Regions from separate parts of the Mus musculus genome. Here region 2 is linked to region 1. A link is a loop called in an ENCODE intact Hi-C map of the cell type or tissue named here. Cell type or tissue: heart. All regions are shown on one strand.

Region 1 (8,000 bases):
TGAGTAGGTGGTTATGTTACATGAGGCCATGGTACTGTATGTACTGTCATGTGGCCCTGCAACAGCAGGGATCTGTTACCACCAAAGACTATAGAGACATCCCTGGTCTGGGCTGTGTAGAACTGGCCTCATTAATCACCTGACATCAAGGGATAACTGACACTGGGAACATGAGAGCAGGAAAATTGCCCCTGACCCTGATCCTGACCCTGACCCTAACCAGCTGCAACTCCGGAGAGCAGCAGTGCACATTGCCAGAGTTGTGGGTGAGCCAGCCCTGAGGATATAAGTGTAGGAGAACTGGCTCTACCCCTCAGCATCTGTGCAGTGGCATGGAAGAAGGATAGATACCTTTGTCTTCACCTCATGCCTCACCAACTGCAGCAGGCAGCCCTGGTTCTGGAGTCAAGAGAGCAGGAGAGCTGGTCCCGCCTCTCAGGAGAGTTGCCCTACACCTCACCTGGACAGCACAGTAGAGATGACACTGGTGGCAGAAAAGCAGGTGAGCCAGCCTGAAGATATGAGGGTAGGCGCTATTTTATTTTACTATTTTATTTGGGTTCTTTTGTCACTACCTCCCTTCTAACCATTATTCCAAACTAATCCCTTCCAAACCCGCCTAAAACTAGGTAGGAGAGAAAGAATGTTAAAGGGGGAAGGGGGTGTAGACTTCTACATGCTACTTCCTGCTAAATAGAGACACAGTTTCTTTGGGGCAAGTCCAATCTTTATTGTCAGGTTATCTCCAATGTCTTTTAATCAAACTGCAACAACAGCAACCAGGAGCATCAACGGGGAAGCAGCAGCTTCCTTCTTCTTCTTCAGAGTCCCTCCACCCACTCTAGCATTTATATACTCACCAGAGTCCTCAAAATTAAACCATTCACAGCTAGCAAAATTATGCTCCTGCCAGAGCAGAGCATTCACAAGGTGAATAGTCTGCTGCCATGGATAATCTGAAGCAGCCCCATAGCCCACACCTAAGATTACAAAAAAAAAAAAAACCACGTTTATGTAACATAGCTGGGTTTGGGATATGGAGGGATATGAGAGGCAACTGGAAAAAAATGCAGGTAGAGATTTGGGAAGCAAATAGCACAAGCAAAGGGAGAATGCCAAAACTCTCACTACATTTCTCCCCTTCTAATCTAAAAACAAACAAACAAACAAACAAAACAAAAAACAAAAACAAACAAAAAACAACAAAAATACACAAAAAAACAAAACCTTTTTCTCTAACATTAATGAGACTTTTTGTTTTCTTAAAACGAGATTGTCAATGAACCAAACACTTTTTAGATCAGTAGTTTCTCCTATAACTTGATAACTCTCAGGTGCTCTTGTCTAAAACTTGCTGTTGAGCCTGGTTCTAAGGTGAACCCTTGCATTCTCCCTTTCCCATATCCATTTAAAGTTTTCCAATTGCTCATATATTCTCCCAACATTTAGTGAGACAGAGTACAGGAGGAGGAAGAGGAAGAAGAAAATATAGAAAATTCCCTCTGGAAGCAAAGTGGGAAAGAACCCAGTGGCAGTATCTGCAATAAACTTTCTGTGGATGTCCTGAAGCAGTATATTCATTCCTTCATATCCTACCATCTCCCCTACAGCACTAGATACTATGTTTCTCATTTTGCTTTGCCCTGTGTCTAGGCACTACTTGATAGCATTTTTTTTTGTCCATTTTATTTGGTATCCAGAGTCTTGGAATTAAACTACCTGCAGCTGACAGAATCATATGCCTGCCAGACCATGAACAAGTCTGCTGCTGTGGATAATCTAAAGCAGCCCTTTATCCCATACCTGGGATTAAATAAAAAACATGTTTACATAACATAACTGGATTTTTTTAAAGAAACCGAATCTCTCACATGTGAGTATGGGAGACCTGGCCCTACGGTTTTTCTGCCATGTGGTTACATGTTCAAGGGAGAATGCCAGCCTCCTCTTGCCCCTGCCCACCTACAACATGCAGGAAAGCTGGCACAGACAGAGAGAGAGAGAGAGAGAGAGAGAGAGAGAGAGAGAGAGAGAGAGAGAGAGAGAGACCCGGTCAGAGTTGAACAAAGATGACAACAATGAGCATCTCAAACTGAATGGAAAGAAGTCCAAAAGGCCTGAACCCCACACAAAGAAGTATAGACAAGTGAAGACAGCCAGAAATTTAAGAAGCAGCCTTTCTCAGGGAAGAGCACACAATATATACATGTAAAAATATATATAGGTAGCATTATATGAACTGAAAGGATTGTATCTAGGAATATGCTTGTGTGTGTGTGTGTGTGTGTGTGTGTGTGTGTGTGTGTGTATGTAAGGGGTATATGGGAGAGTTTGAAAGGATGAAAAGGTATGAAGAAATGTAATGAAAATATAATCTTAAAATTAGAAACTGTTGTCCCTGGTGTCCTGACCATCCATGGAATATCTGATTCAGAATGTTCTATAAGGACCAGTTTTACTAAATATTTAATCCTTTGGAACCAGATGAAGCTAGTCATACAGCCTTACCAAAAGTAAAAGGAAGGTCCAGAAAACTCTCTCCTAAGTCCAGTACACCTCCTCTGCTTAATTCTCTGCTAAGTGGCAATGCAATAGATGATCCACGCCCATGAAGGGTCCCAATATAACATATATAGAGATATAAAAACAAAAATATTACAGAGAATGGGGTTCAGAGCCATTTAAAAAATACTATCCTTTTGTCTAAGCTCTAAACTTTGACTCTGTAACTCCTTTCATGAGTATTTTGCTCCCTATTCTAAGGAGGAATGAAATATCCACCCATTGGTCTTCCTTCTTCTTGATTTTCTTGTGTTTTGCAAATTGTATCTTGGGTGTTCTATGTTTCTGGGCTAATATCCACTTATCAGTGAGTGCATATCTAATGACTTCTTTTGTGATTGGGTTACCTCACTAAGGATGATATCCTCCAGATACATCCATTTGTCCAAGAATTTCATAAATCCATTGTTTTTAATAGCTGAGTAGTACTCCATTGTGTAATTGTACCACATTTTCTGTATCCATTCCTCTGTTGAGGGACATCTGGGTTCTTTCCAGCTTCTGGCTATTATAAATAAGGCTGCTTTGAATATAGTGGAGCATGTGTTCTTATTACCACTTGGAACATCTTCTGGGTACATGCCCAGGAGAGGTATTGCTGGATCTTCCAGTAAATGGATCCCGGGGATCCATCCCATAATCAGCCACCAAACCCAGACACTATTGCATATGCCAGCAAGATTTTGCTGAAGGGACCCTGGTAAAGCTGTCTTGTATGAGGCTATGCCAGTGCCTGGCAAATACAGAAGTGGATGCTCACAGTTATCTATAAGATGGAAAACAGGGGTGGGGTATGGGGGACTTTTGGGATAGCATTGGAAATGTAAATGAGGAAAATACCTAATTAAAAAAATCATATGAAGAATAAAAAAAATAAAGCACTGCACTTTACACACACAAAAAAAGATGGTAAACAGGGCCCCCAATGGACAAACTAGAGAAAGCACCCAAGAATCTGAAGGGGTCTGCAACCCTATAGGTGGAACTAACCAGTACCCCCAGAGCTCATGTCTCTACCTGCATATGTAGCAGAAGATGGCGTAGTCAGCCACTACTGGGAAGAGAGGCCCCTTGGTATTGCAATCTTTATATGCCCCAGTACAGGGGAATACCAGGGCCAATGGGTGGGTAGGGGAGCAGGGCGGAGGGAGGATATAGGGAACTTTCAGGATAGCATTTGAATTGTATATAAAAAAATATCTAATAAAAAAGACAAAACAAAACAAAACAAAAAATACTATTACAAAATGTGTGTGAAATGTGACCTTTAGATTAGCAATGCCTTATGAAAACAATTCTTACCACTGCTCAATATTGTCTATGCTTTATAATCAAAAGCAAAACCCCTCATAAATGTAACATATAATCAATTGATTGGACAAGAAAATATTAAAACAGTGGTCCAACAGCTTGTTAGTGCTCTACAGGTTAATAGCCAAATCGACCAAGGTATGTAAGTGTATGTAATAAAGTCCCTGATCTTAATACTTAAGGCAGTTTTCCACTGTCAGACAAAATTCTACAGAGCTCTTTATGTACAGTGTTGTACAAGCTATATAAAGACAAATAGATAATAATGATGTGGAGGCCACTTCATCTCTTTCGTTAACCTATGAAAATGCACATTCTAATTGCAAAAACCCCTTCATTCTGTAGTAGCTACTCTTTTCACACTACTGTTGACAGAACAAAAGCATGCCAGAATGTTGGCACAGAGGATCATAAAGCGCAGAATCTAAGTGCTTCAAATGTGTAAAAAGAGGACACTACCAAAAATAATGGAAACAAAAACTTGCTAATAAACCTCAGTATAATAGGACTTCCTCTCCCCCTCCCCCTCCCCCTCCCCGCCTCCAAAAAATAGGTCAAAATGTAAAAAGGGCCAATCATTGTGATCTAGAACTGATGACAAAGGCAATCCAATTTGGGGGCATGGGAAAGTTAACGCCAGGGGGCAGCAAGATGACACAAACAGGTCCTCTCACACTGTCAGCTTAGACTTCCAATGCTCAGGCCCAATAACAGCTATAATAGACTCAACCAAGCTGCCAAATCCACAGCAGTGCTCCTAAACCAAAGACAATGAGAGATTTGATTACTACCACTAAAATTAATTCGAGATTAGACTTACCTATAACCAAAGACATAAAATTAGATTTAATAAGAGGGGTAAAGAGAATCCCCACAATTCTATGTGGACCCCTTCCAACAGACTGCCCTGGGCTTGGTATTAGGCATATCAAATTGGATTATAAAAGAAATTTTGTTTGCCCAGATATATTTGATTCAGATTATACTGATCAAATTTATATTATGATTTTCCCAGCTACTCCAAGAAATTCCAGTTCTAATTTAATTTGTACAATTGCTTATTATTCCTTATCTGATCATATAAATCCTTGATTAAAGTTACCAAGATCAAGAACTTGGTTTCTCAAACTCATACTTGACTCAGTGTAGCATATAATATAAACCTTATATTATAGTTTTCATAATCTGGCTCCCCATAGAAGGCATTATAGATATAAGATCTGGTGTGTCAATTGCAGCTAACCAATCCCAGCCTTCTAACTGGCACACTCAAGACTCCAGTTTTAGACATTCTAGGGGATAGTGGCAAAAATAGTCCCTTACAAAGTTCAGAAACATGTGTTCCAAAACAAGACTGCTATTTTTCAACACCATATTAGACCCTTGTCTTTCTCCACTTGGGGTAGAGAGCAGCAGTCTCAATGGGGTTGTGATATCTCTATACCTGAATATCCTTTGTCCTAAGGCCCACTGAAATACATGTCTTCAAACTTCTTGGGGTAAATCAGTCACTGATTAAGCTGGCCAAACTTAAACATGTACATCAGGTAATGCAAGAACTTCAGAGAGACCATCAGCACCTGAAATTCACCTATCTTTTTTATATTCCAAAAATTCCTAGTACATGGAGGATTTTTCAGATGAGGCCAATAGATCAAACAAGGAGTCATTAACATGACATGTTGAGGCTGGAATGTGCTGTTCTCTTATTATTCCTGGAGCAAACACTACAAAGTAGAAGAAACTTCTGGCTGTCCCATTTGCCTTCAAAACATTTCCAGATCAGTCCTTCCAGTTCATTGACTCTTATTATGTGGCTCAAGGCATCCTGATATATACATACAGTGCATTAGAGCTTGCATGTGGACTTATGAGAGAAAAGGCTTGAGTGGGAAGTAATGGAATCTCACACAAAGTGTAAGAGGGTGGTGAAAGGAGATTTGTCTCCCAAAATGAGCAAAAACTGTCTGCCATCTCTCCAAAGTTTATAAAAGAAAATTGAAAATATTTTGAGATATAATAGGATGTGTTTCAAGTCGTCTTGGCTCACACCTCAGACTCATTGTGTTATCAGCATTTACCTCCATTCAAAGCTTCCTTTGTAGATCTCACAGAATTGCCTGCCCTCTCACAGAAAGAAATCATCATTCTGACCACTTAAACATGTCCTTTTTTTTTTTAATGAAAGGCTGCTGCTTCCCATTCCTTCTTTCATGAATGTGCTAAAGCTTTACAAAATCAAGTCCAGCTACCACAGGTACGAGCTCAGAGAATTACTTTATCCTCTACCTTGAGATGCTTTCCACCATTTCAAGAAGTGTCAAGGCCTGTGGTCTTCATCCAAATGATCTTTGGCAACCTGATGTTACTCATGTGAATTTCTTTGTACATTCTAAATACAACTGTGTTTGTGTTGATAACTTTCCAGGGATTATTTATGCTACTGGTCAAACATGTGAGCCCATTTGAGTGGCTTGCAGATATTTACTGACTGCTTTCTCTGTAGTGGGAGTCCTAAAACAGATCAACACAGATGATAGTTCTTTGTATATATTTAAACCTTTTATTTCTTTTTGTCAACTAGGAAATTCACTTCTCTCGAGATATTCCCTATAACCCAAGACAAGTCATAATTGAACAAACTCACTTATTACTGAAAAAAATCAAATACTTAAAACAAAAGGGGGTGAATAAGGGCTTAATTTCTCAGGACTAACTTAACAAAGCAACTTATATTTAAAATTCTAGAAGTCATTTCTCTCAGTCTTTTATCTTCAGGAAAAAAAAAAACACACAAAGAACCCAAAAATTTTGTCCAAGCTCATGATTTTAGAAATACTTCCTCAAGGGAAAAAAAAAAAACAAGGTCTGAGTCATTTTCCATTTATAACTTGGAACCTAGGCTACTCATTTGTACACTCTTCTACTGCAAGCTTTCTCTGGATTCCACCAGGATTGGTAGGACATGAACTGGCAACAGAAGACCAGACTGCGAGCTGGTAATAAAAGAACATGTTCCTGAATTTCAACCATGTATAAACTATATGTCACTTCCAATTCTTACTCATTTATCAAACTTCTCATTGCACTGTGATTTTTATCTCCTCCTTTTAATTCTTAGACAAGTCCAAGCCAGGACCTCTGTTAATCAGTCTAGTCCATGGCATTTGGAATCTGCTACAGATCAACGCAATTGTACTCTGAAACACATATGCATAAAAAGGTTCATTGGAATGATTACTGCAGCTATCATACTTTCATAGTTACCATTGCTACAGCAGCAAAGGTTTGATTCCAGTCTATTCAAATTGCAACAACTTTAAATTTCTACCTTCAAAATAAACAGCTTTATGTGGTGTGTCTTAGTCAGGGTTTCTATTCCTGCACAAACATCATGACCAAGAAGCAGTTGGGAAGGAAAGGGTTTATACAGCTTACACTTCCACATTGCTGTTCATCACCAAGGAAGTCAGGACTGGAACTCAAGCAGGTCAGGAAGCAAGAGCAGATGCATAAACCATGGAGGTATGTTACTTACTGGCTTGCTTCCCCTCCTTGCTCAGCTTGCTTTCTTATAGAACACAGGACTACCAGCCCAGGGATGGCACCACCCACAATGGGCCCTTCCCGCTTGGTCACTAATTGAGAAAATGCCTTGTAGCTGGATCTCGTGGAGGCACTTCCCCAGCTGAAGCTCCTTTCTCTGTGATAACTCCCGCCTGAGTCAAGTTGACACACAAAACCAGCCAGTACATGGTGTTTGATAACTAACTTACTCAATACTTCTAACTGATTTCAGTATTAAAGGTTTTTTTTTTTTTTTACATTTAACCTAAATTTATTCATGCTTGCCTAGAGATGGGGAATAGATCATTCAATAAAATCATACAGTAAAAATGGGGGTGGGAAAGGACATGCTATTTTTCTGTCTCTTCCTTAAAATCATAATGTTCCTTTGCAATTTTTTTCAAAAGACCTCCATGACATGTTGCTGGTTCAGGGTGCCCCTACAGTATACCAACCCTTGAGCAGCTCTTCATGGTGACCACTTCCATGGACATGCTTCTTCTTTAATTAAAATAGAAAGGTGGAACTGTGATGATGCACGGTTCTGGAAAATCTCTCTT
Region 2 (8,000 bases), 120 kb after region 1:
GAGCAGAAAGATTTTGGAACTATATCATCAGGAAGTCTGATGTGAGATTGTTTCTCCTAAAAATGACAGGGAAGGTACACCACATACTACAATAATATGGCTGCCTAAACAATGAAACCACTAGTAAACTAATGTGGAAAGAGGAAATAAAAAAAAAAATTTGTTTGCTTTATATCCTGATCACTGCCCCCTCTCCCAGTCACCCCCTCCCATAATCCCTCCTCCATTCCCCCATCCCCTTCTCCTCTGAGAGGGTTGAGGCCCCAGAAGGGGGAGCTCTTAAGGAGCACCATCCCTAGACAAATAGCTACAGGCAACTAATGGTTGTTGAGAAAGGGCAAATTAGTCTTACCCATGGATGAGCTCTTTACTTGGTCAGCCATAATGTCATACATATACAAACAACACTAAATATACTTAGCAGGTTTTATTTATGTATTTATGTGTGTGTGTAACAATAATAAAATGAAGAGGCCCAGAATTTGAGAGGGTACATGGAAGAATTAGAGCAATTAAAAGGAAAGGGGAAATGATATAATTCATTGTATTTAAAAAAATAATATGAAAAGAAAAGAATGAGAGGACTGGAGAAAGAAATGACTTAGAAGTTAATGGCATTGTGGTGGTGAATAAGAATGGTCCCCATAGGGTCATACATTTGAATGTGTAGTCACCAGGCAGTGGCACTATTTGAATAATTAGATTAGAAAAATTAGGAGGTGTGACTTTGTTGGAGGAATCTCTCTCTCTCTCTCTCTCTCTCTCTCTCTCTCTCTCTCTCTTTCTCTCTCCCTCCCCCTCTGCCTATGGATCAGGATGTAAAATTCTCAGATACTTCTCCAGCACCACATCTCTTTACATGCCACCATGCTCCCCACCATGATGATTGTAGAGAACACAGTCCATGAATGAAGCTGGGTGACAATTCTGATTGCTTGTGAGAAAACTTCAAGAAAATGGGATGAGTCCAGTCACCTGGGTCCTCCAAAGCACAGGATTGGTCTTGGAATGTGCTTTCTTGTCCCCCTCCAGGTGTAGTAAATAGAAGTGGGTTTACTTCCAATTACCTATTATCTTACTATTATTCAGATGATGTCTCCAAGCATAGAGTTGTCCATGAAACTATATACAGCTTGAACTCATGTTTTACTTTGCTCATATGACTTTGCTTAACCCTCAGAATCTAAGTTGTCTGATGCTCCAAATAAAGTTGACTTTTGCATGAGACTGTAGTCTGCCTCCTTTTTAGGATCTATTCTTCCAGGTTCATACCACCAACTAGAACAGTGACAGATGATAATGGACTAAACTTCTGACACTATAAGCCAGCCCTAATTAATGCTTTCTTTTATAAGAGTTGCCTTGGTCATTGTCTTAGTTAGGGTTTTACAGCTGTGAGCAGACACCACCTTCAAGACAACTCTTATAAGGACAACATTTAATTTAATTGGGGCTGGCTCACAGGTTCAGTTGATTATCGTCGAGGAGGGAGCATGGCAGTGTCCAGGTAGATGTGGGGCTGGAGGAGCTGACAGTTCTGCCTCTTTTTCAGAAGGCAGCTAGCAGAAGGTTGGCTTCCAGGCAGCTCAGATGAGGGTATTAAAGCCCACACCCACAGTGTCATATCTACTCCAACAAGACAATACCTCCTAATAGTTCCACTCCCTGGGCCAAGCATATATCACCCATCACAGTCATGGTATCTTTTAACAGTAGAACATTGAATACGACAGGCATGCACTTTTCTTGCAAAGGAGACAAGTTCAGTTCCCAGCACTCACATGTATTACTCAGAATGATTCAAAGCCACCTATACTTCCACTTCTGGATTCCTCAGGTCCCTGCCCTCACATGCACATATATACACCCAGATACACATAATGAAAAGTATAAAATCATGTTCTCTGAAAAGGTAAATAAATGAAGCATGAGAAAGTTTATTCATTTCAGAAAGTCCTTCAGATCTACTTCTAAGGTGGTTTCACTGAAATGGTTCTTCACAGGAGCAATAGAAAACTAACTTAGTCTCCTAATTTACTCTGGATCCTTTTCCCACTTTTTGGCATTAGGACTCAAACACAGGATGTTACACATGTTGGGCGAATACTACCACTGTGCTAACATCTCAGAAACATGCCCCGCCCCTTTAGTTTATTTTGAGAAAGAGTCTTACTGTTTTGTGGAGGCTGGCTTTGAATTCATTACAAAGCCCAGGGTAGCTTCAGAATGACTGAATCTCTTGCCTCAGTCTCCAGGAACCTTGTATTTCAGGAATGTGCCATCACATCCGGCTTATTTAGATACTTTTGAGTTAGCTATATAATACAGGAAATGAGCCAATTTTAGAAACACAGTTTCTCTAGTCTATGAAACCATAGCATAAATTAGCTTGAAAGCCGATGACATAAACTCCCAGGAAAATTCTTTATTTAAATCAGATATCCAGAATCTCTATTAGCAGAAGGGATTATGTTTATTAATACTTTTCATTCATACTTCATGGGTGAACTGTAACATAGTATAACATTTAGCTAGTTCAATGTTCTACTTGTAGTGAAGACAGTGAAAATGCATTCGTTAATCTATCATTAGGCATTTTACATTTTTCATTATATGTGGAACACAAGTAAGAAAATGGTGAGTTGGCAGATCACTTGTGTAAGGACAGTGAATTTCATCATGGCATAATTGTTGCATGTTTTCTCCACAGTTACATGTTTTCTATCTGGCTTTGTGACTTACTTTGCCTTCTATCCATGCTTTCCAAACGGTGATACATCTTAAATGTCTTACAATGGCAACAAGAACAACGATGAGACATAGGGGTTGCTAAGACATTAAAAGAATAATACAACACATTTATTTTTATGTGTATTAGTCTTTGCTTGCTTGCATGTATGTATGTATGTATACTATGTGTATGGCCTGGTACCTGCAGAGGCCAGAGGAGGCCAACTGATCCTCCTGAAAGTGGTTGGAGCTGGCACATGGGTACTGGGAACGGAACCCTGCTCCCCTGCAAGAACAAGTGTGCTAACTAATCTTTCTAGCCTGGTTAAAGGACTAAGCTAGAGACACACATGAATGCTAGGTGGCTGATTTTAATAGGGCTTTCCTGACTTTAGAACTAATATTAGCTAAGTAGTGAGACATTTCTCACTTTAGATATTATCTTCAGTGGAGTCTATGGGGTTCATTGCTCAGGACTTATTTTCTAAGAAAATGCTTTGGAGTCTCATGAAGGGTCACTTAAGTAAACTTGTATAATTAGTAGATTGTGACTCAGCACCTGGCCATGTGTCTGAGTGAGGGAATTCCTCGGAGGTAAATTAGACCTTCTCATAATTGATGAGTCTAGGAATGTGCCATCATGCCTAATTCTGAAAACTTCCTTTCTTCTGTCCTTTTTCTCCTTTTTTGGAATTGGGACTTGAACCCAGGGACTCTGGCATGCTAGGCATACACACTCTGCCACTTAGCTCTATCCCTCAATCCTTTTTTTTTTTAACCTTTCATTTTGAGATTGGAGCGCAGTAAACTGCACAGGTTGGCCTAGAACTTTGTAATCAGGCAGGTCTTGAATTTGTGATCTCCCAGACTCAGCTTCCTGGGTTGCTTGGATAACAAGAATGGGCCTCCCTTGAAATTCTCTTCAACTTAATTTTTCTTACTAAGCTTCATCTTTTTAAAAACCAAAACGTCAAATAAAAACAGGGACACTATTTCTTACGGCCTAAACCTCACTTCAGCCCTGGTTGGCCTCTAAGTGGTAGCAATTCTCTTGCCTCAGTCTTCCTACTTCTGGGAAAATAAGCAGGGTACCCATATTTTGAAAAGCTGCTCATATGATGCCAAGGGCAAGAACTACAGACTGGGAGTAAAGGTTCAAGTGTCAAAAATAAAAGAGTTCTACCAAGGTGGAGGAACGAGGTGCTTTGCTGAGTGGTTCATTTACTTAACAATGGAGGGAAGAGCCCTGCTTATAAATAAGTCTCCGACCCCACCTAGCTGATTGAGTGGGAAATTCCATTGTCTCGGTCTCCAGTCTCCAGCTGCAGACCAATCAAATAGCAGGACCCGCCATTCTCTACGCAGAAGTCCCGCCCCCTGGCGGCACAGCCCTACCCCGGGCAGCGCAGCCCCGCCCTTCCTGCAGTGAGGCCCTCCCTATCCCGGGCCCTCTTGTGGCGTCACCTAGAAGGTGGGAACCAAGATTCAGTCCGGCGCGGTTGCCGGTGTTTGGAGGTGTCCTCACGCTCACGCTCTTCTGCTACCGGTTTGTCTCTACCCGGGAGGACCTTGGTTGTCCACCCGTGGGTAGGCAGTGGAGTGCCATGAAGCGGGCAGCGATACGGTAGGTGGCAGGGCGTGGAAGGGCGCTGCCCCGGAGTGCCCACGCCTTCCCCTTTGAGGCTCGGAGCCTAGCGGGGCGGAAGAAGCCGCGGGTGGGATGGGGGTGGTGGATATTTGGCTTGGGAGGAAAAGGCACCCAGTGCCAGACCCCGTCCTCCGGCCTACCCTGGAAAAATGCCACCACCCTACTTTAGCGACAGCTGACACTTTTAAAAGGGAAGACGTTGGGTGTTCCCTTGAAATTCCTATCCTTTTGCTCACCAGGGGTGTGGCTGGAATCTTGGTGTAGCCCCTTTTTTCAAAAGCCAGTACTTTCAGTTCTGCCTTGCCTTGCGAGCACTTTTCTCTTAAAAAAAAAAAAAACATTTTGGGGGTTAAGTGCATGACACACTTGGAATCTGTCTTAAGTATGTTATCATACTTGTAAAGACTGTAGAGACCATTTGGCTCTCTTAAGCTGATTCATCTGTTTGGTTTAATTTTATTTAGATCTATTTTTTATTATTTTATGTATGAACATTTCTCTTGCATGTGTGTCTGTGTCCCACATGCCTGCCTGGTGCTTGAGAAGGTGGTGAGCCTCCATCTGGGTGCTGGGAATCAGGTCTTTTTGCAACAAGTGCTCTTAACCACTGAGCCAACTCTCCAACCCCTTGTTTGTTAATTTACTCTTTTTTTTTTTTTTCTGAGACAGGGTTTCTCTGTGAATCTTTGGCTCTCCTGGAATTCACTGTATGTAGACCCAACTCATCTCAAAATCAGAGATCTGCCTGCCTCTGCCTCCCCAGTGCTGGGATTAAACACATATCAACATCCTGTTTGTTTTTGAGATAGAATTTACTGTGTAACCTTGGCTGGCCTAAAGTTGGCTATCTATATATATCGATATCTATCTCTTTCTTTATCTATATCATCAACCAGACTGGCCTCGAACTCACCATATATCTACCGTCCTATGCTTCTCCAGTGCTGGCCTGAAGAGCTTGAGCCACCACTTCCAGCTCTTATCTGTATATTTATTTATTGCTTTGAGATCTCTAGCCAAGAAACCAGGTAATACTAGCAGGCCTCGGACCCATGTCAAGTCTGTCAGGTTTCAACTTTTCTAGTGCTGGGATTTACAGATGTATTTTCTCGTGCCCAGTTTAGAACATGCCTTTGATAAGCAGCAAGGCCTTGTAATGAAAGTGCACCCTTGGACCACATAGGCCATTTTGGTAGATCTAATTTCCAACTGGCACAGTTAAGGAGCATGGTCTTTAGGCTGCCAGTCATGTCTGGCTGTCCCACAGTATGCAAGGTTTTTTTTTGTTGTTGTTTTTTTTGTTTTTGTTTTGTTTTGTTTTGTTTTGTTTTTTCCAGCTTGCCTGGTTCCAAGAGAATGGCACTTGCTTTGGATTCAGAAGCCATCCCACTATTGGTGAGCCTGACTTTGACATGGGTCTCACTAATTCTGTCCTTGGTCTGCCTTTACTTTTTCTAGGACCCTTGCTGTCAGTTGAACAAGGTGTGTTATCTCCCTACCCACCAGCACCCAAGCCTTATTACACTATTTGAAGACAGGTTGAAAGTCATTAAAAGACGGCATGGTTACCTTTCAACATAATACGAAAGGGTTCAACACTTTTGTAACTTTGCCTGTGTGTCTTCTTCGATAAGACCTTTTAAAAAGTGTTGAAAATGTTTATTTTTATATGTGTTAGTGTTTTGCCTGTATGTATGTATGTATGTATGTATGTATGTATGTATGTGTTCCATCAGCATGGCTGGTGCCAGTGGGGGCCAGAAGAGGGCATCACCTCCTCTGGAACTGAAGTATCAGGTTTATGAGCAACCATGTGAGTGCTAGAAACCAAACCCAAGCCCTCTACTAGAGTAAGAAGTAGTCTTAACTGGACTGGAGAGTTGGCTTTGTGGCTAAGGGTAGTGGCTGCTCTTCTAGAGTACCCAGGTTTGAGTACTCCAGTTATAGGAGTTCTGACTCCCTCTTTGGACCTTTACAGGCACAGACATGCATGGAGGCAGAACACTGAGACACATAATAATAAAATCTCAAAGGAGTTTTTTTTTTTAATAAACAGTTTTAATCCTTGAGCTCCTCTCTCCCCCAGTTTGGAAGTCCGTCCTTAAAGTACTCTGTAATTTTGTGTTCCTTTCTTGTGAGTCCTCTAGAACCTGAATAGGAGCAGCAATCCCTATATAATGTGTGTGTATGTGTATATATATATATATACATATATATATATATATATGCATATATATATGAAAAATTGGAGAGATGTTTGGGTAGAAATGCTTGCTATGCATATAAAGTATATATATATATGTATATAGTATATATGTGTATGTATATGTGTGTGTGGATATATATATATATATATATATATATATATATATATATATATATATGGTATAGAGTGTTATTTGGTGTTTGCTTGTGTAGCTTTTTCTCAGACGCACACAAGTCATCCCACTTGATTTAGTCTGCATGTTGAGGTATTTCCTCTGAGTAGTGGGGGTATGCCTAGTCTTTCTTGTGCTGTTGTAGCTGCAGGGCCTTGCACATCCTAAGCAAGTCTTCTACCAAGCTGATACCCCTCCAACCTCTGATAATGGGGTAACATTTTTTTCTTGCCATTTTCTCCATATTTGGAACCTAGGATGGAGCCAAGCTGTTTCTTTTCACAACTTCAGGTGACTCTGTGGCTCCCTAGGCAGGCCATGAAGAGATTGAGATTCTTGGGCCTCTTTCACTAGAAAGGTTCAATCTTGGGGTTCTGTGGCCTGAGAATCCTAAAGGCCCACGGCAGTTTCCTCCCCCTATCCTAGGGATTGTGGTGAGCTGCTCTGTGAGATTATTGGAAATAAGGAAGCTAGTAAAGTAATTGTGATGTACTGCTTCATCACCTACCAGTGCTCTGAACACAGTCTGTTAGGAGTTTTTGTCATTATGCAACATCACAGAGTGGACTTACACAAACTCAGATGACATAGCCTAGACCAAATGATAAAACTAACAGCTCCTCAGCTGGGAACCTATAGCGTAGTACTATGTTGAATAGTGTGTGCTATTGTAACATATTGGTAAGTTATTTCTATGTCTAAAACAAACAAACAAACAAACAAACAAAAAGATAGAGTAGTAATTTGCTATAAAATAAAGAAGGGTGCATTTCTTTACCATTAACAGAGCTTATGGGACTAGAAGTTGTTCTAGATGAGTCAGCTTAAAACACAAATATATTGTATAGCTGTTAAAACTCTATTCTTCTTCAAATCACTGTTCTATAAGTGTTCAAGGTTTAAGGGACTAGAGAGATGGCTGTGTGGCTAAGAGCACTTGTTGCTCTTCCAGAGGACCTGAGTTTGGACCTCATACCTGTTTCAAACAGCTCACAGCCACCTGTAACTCCAGCTCAGCAGAGTCATTGCCCCACAGGACATCCTCCCTCCCACACATACATGTGCAAATACCTACATACAGATGCATACATACCTCAGCCTCTCAAGTGCTCTGATTGCAAGCATGTGCCACCACCCTTGAGTTTATGTGTGTTAGAAATGGAACCCAGGGCCTCAAGCATACTGGGCAAGCACTCAACCAACTCAGCTATCTGCTCAGTCCATACAAAAATACTGTATTCGTA

What was found. Peaks named below come from ENCODE experiments on the same cell type or tissue, not always from the same donor. Only the 100,000 strongest peaks of a DNase experiment are listed, where the experiment ranks them.
Region 2: a loop joins it to region 1, with 9 times the contacts of the local background. A loop is called at or near these places in 11 of 42 quality-filtered maps.

Annotation. Positions count from the first base shown.
Region 1 is chrX:155,140,389-155,148,388 of GRCm38, forward strand. It overlaps a transcript of Cldn34b2 not described here. Among named protein-coding and RNA genes, the nearest start is that of Gm25429, 4.5 kb to the left of the region's middle. In heart, a CTCF peak has its summit at 4,517 (motif pointing right); a DNase peak (open chromatin) is centred at 4,513.
Region 2 is chrX:155,258,321-155,266,320 of GRCm38, forward strand. It overlaps Acot9 (acyl-CoA thioesterase 9), which reads left to right and starts at 4,123. Exons shown (of 15, transcript NM_019736.4): 1 at 4,123-4,354. The coding sequence starts at 4,335. In heart, a CTCF peak has its summit at 4,116 (motif pointing left); a DNase peak (open chromatin) is centred at 4,121; H3K4me3 peaks cover 1,299 bases; H3K27ac peaks cover 527 bases.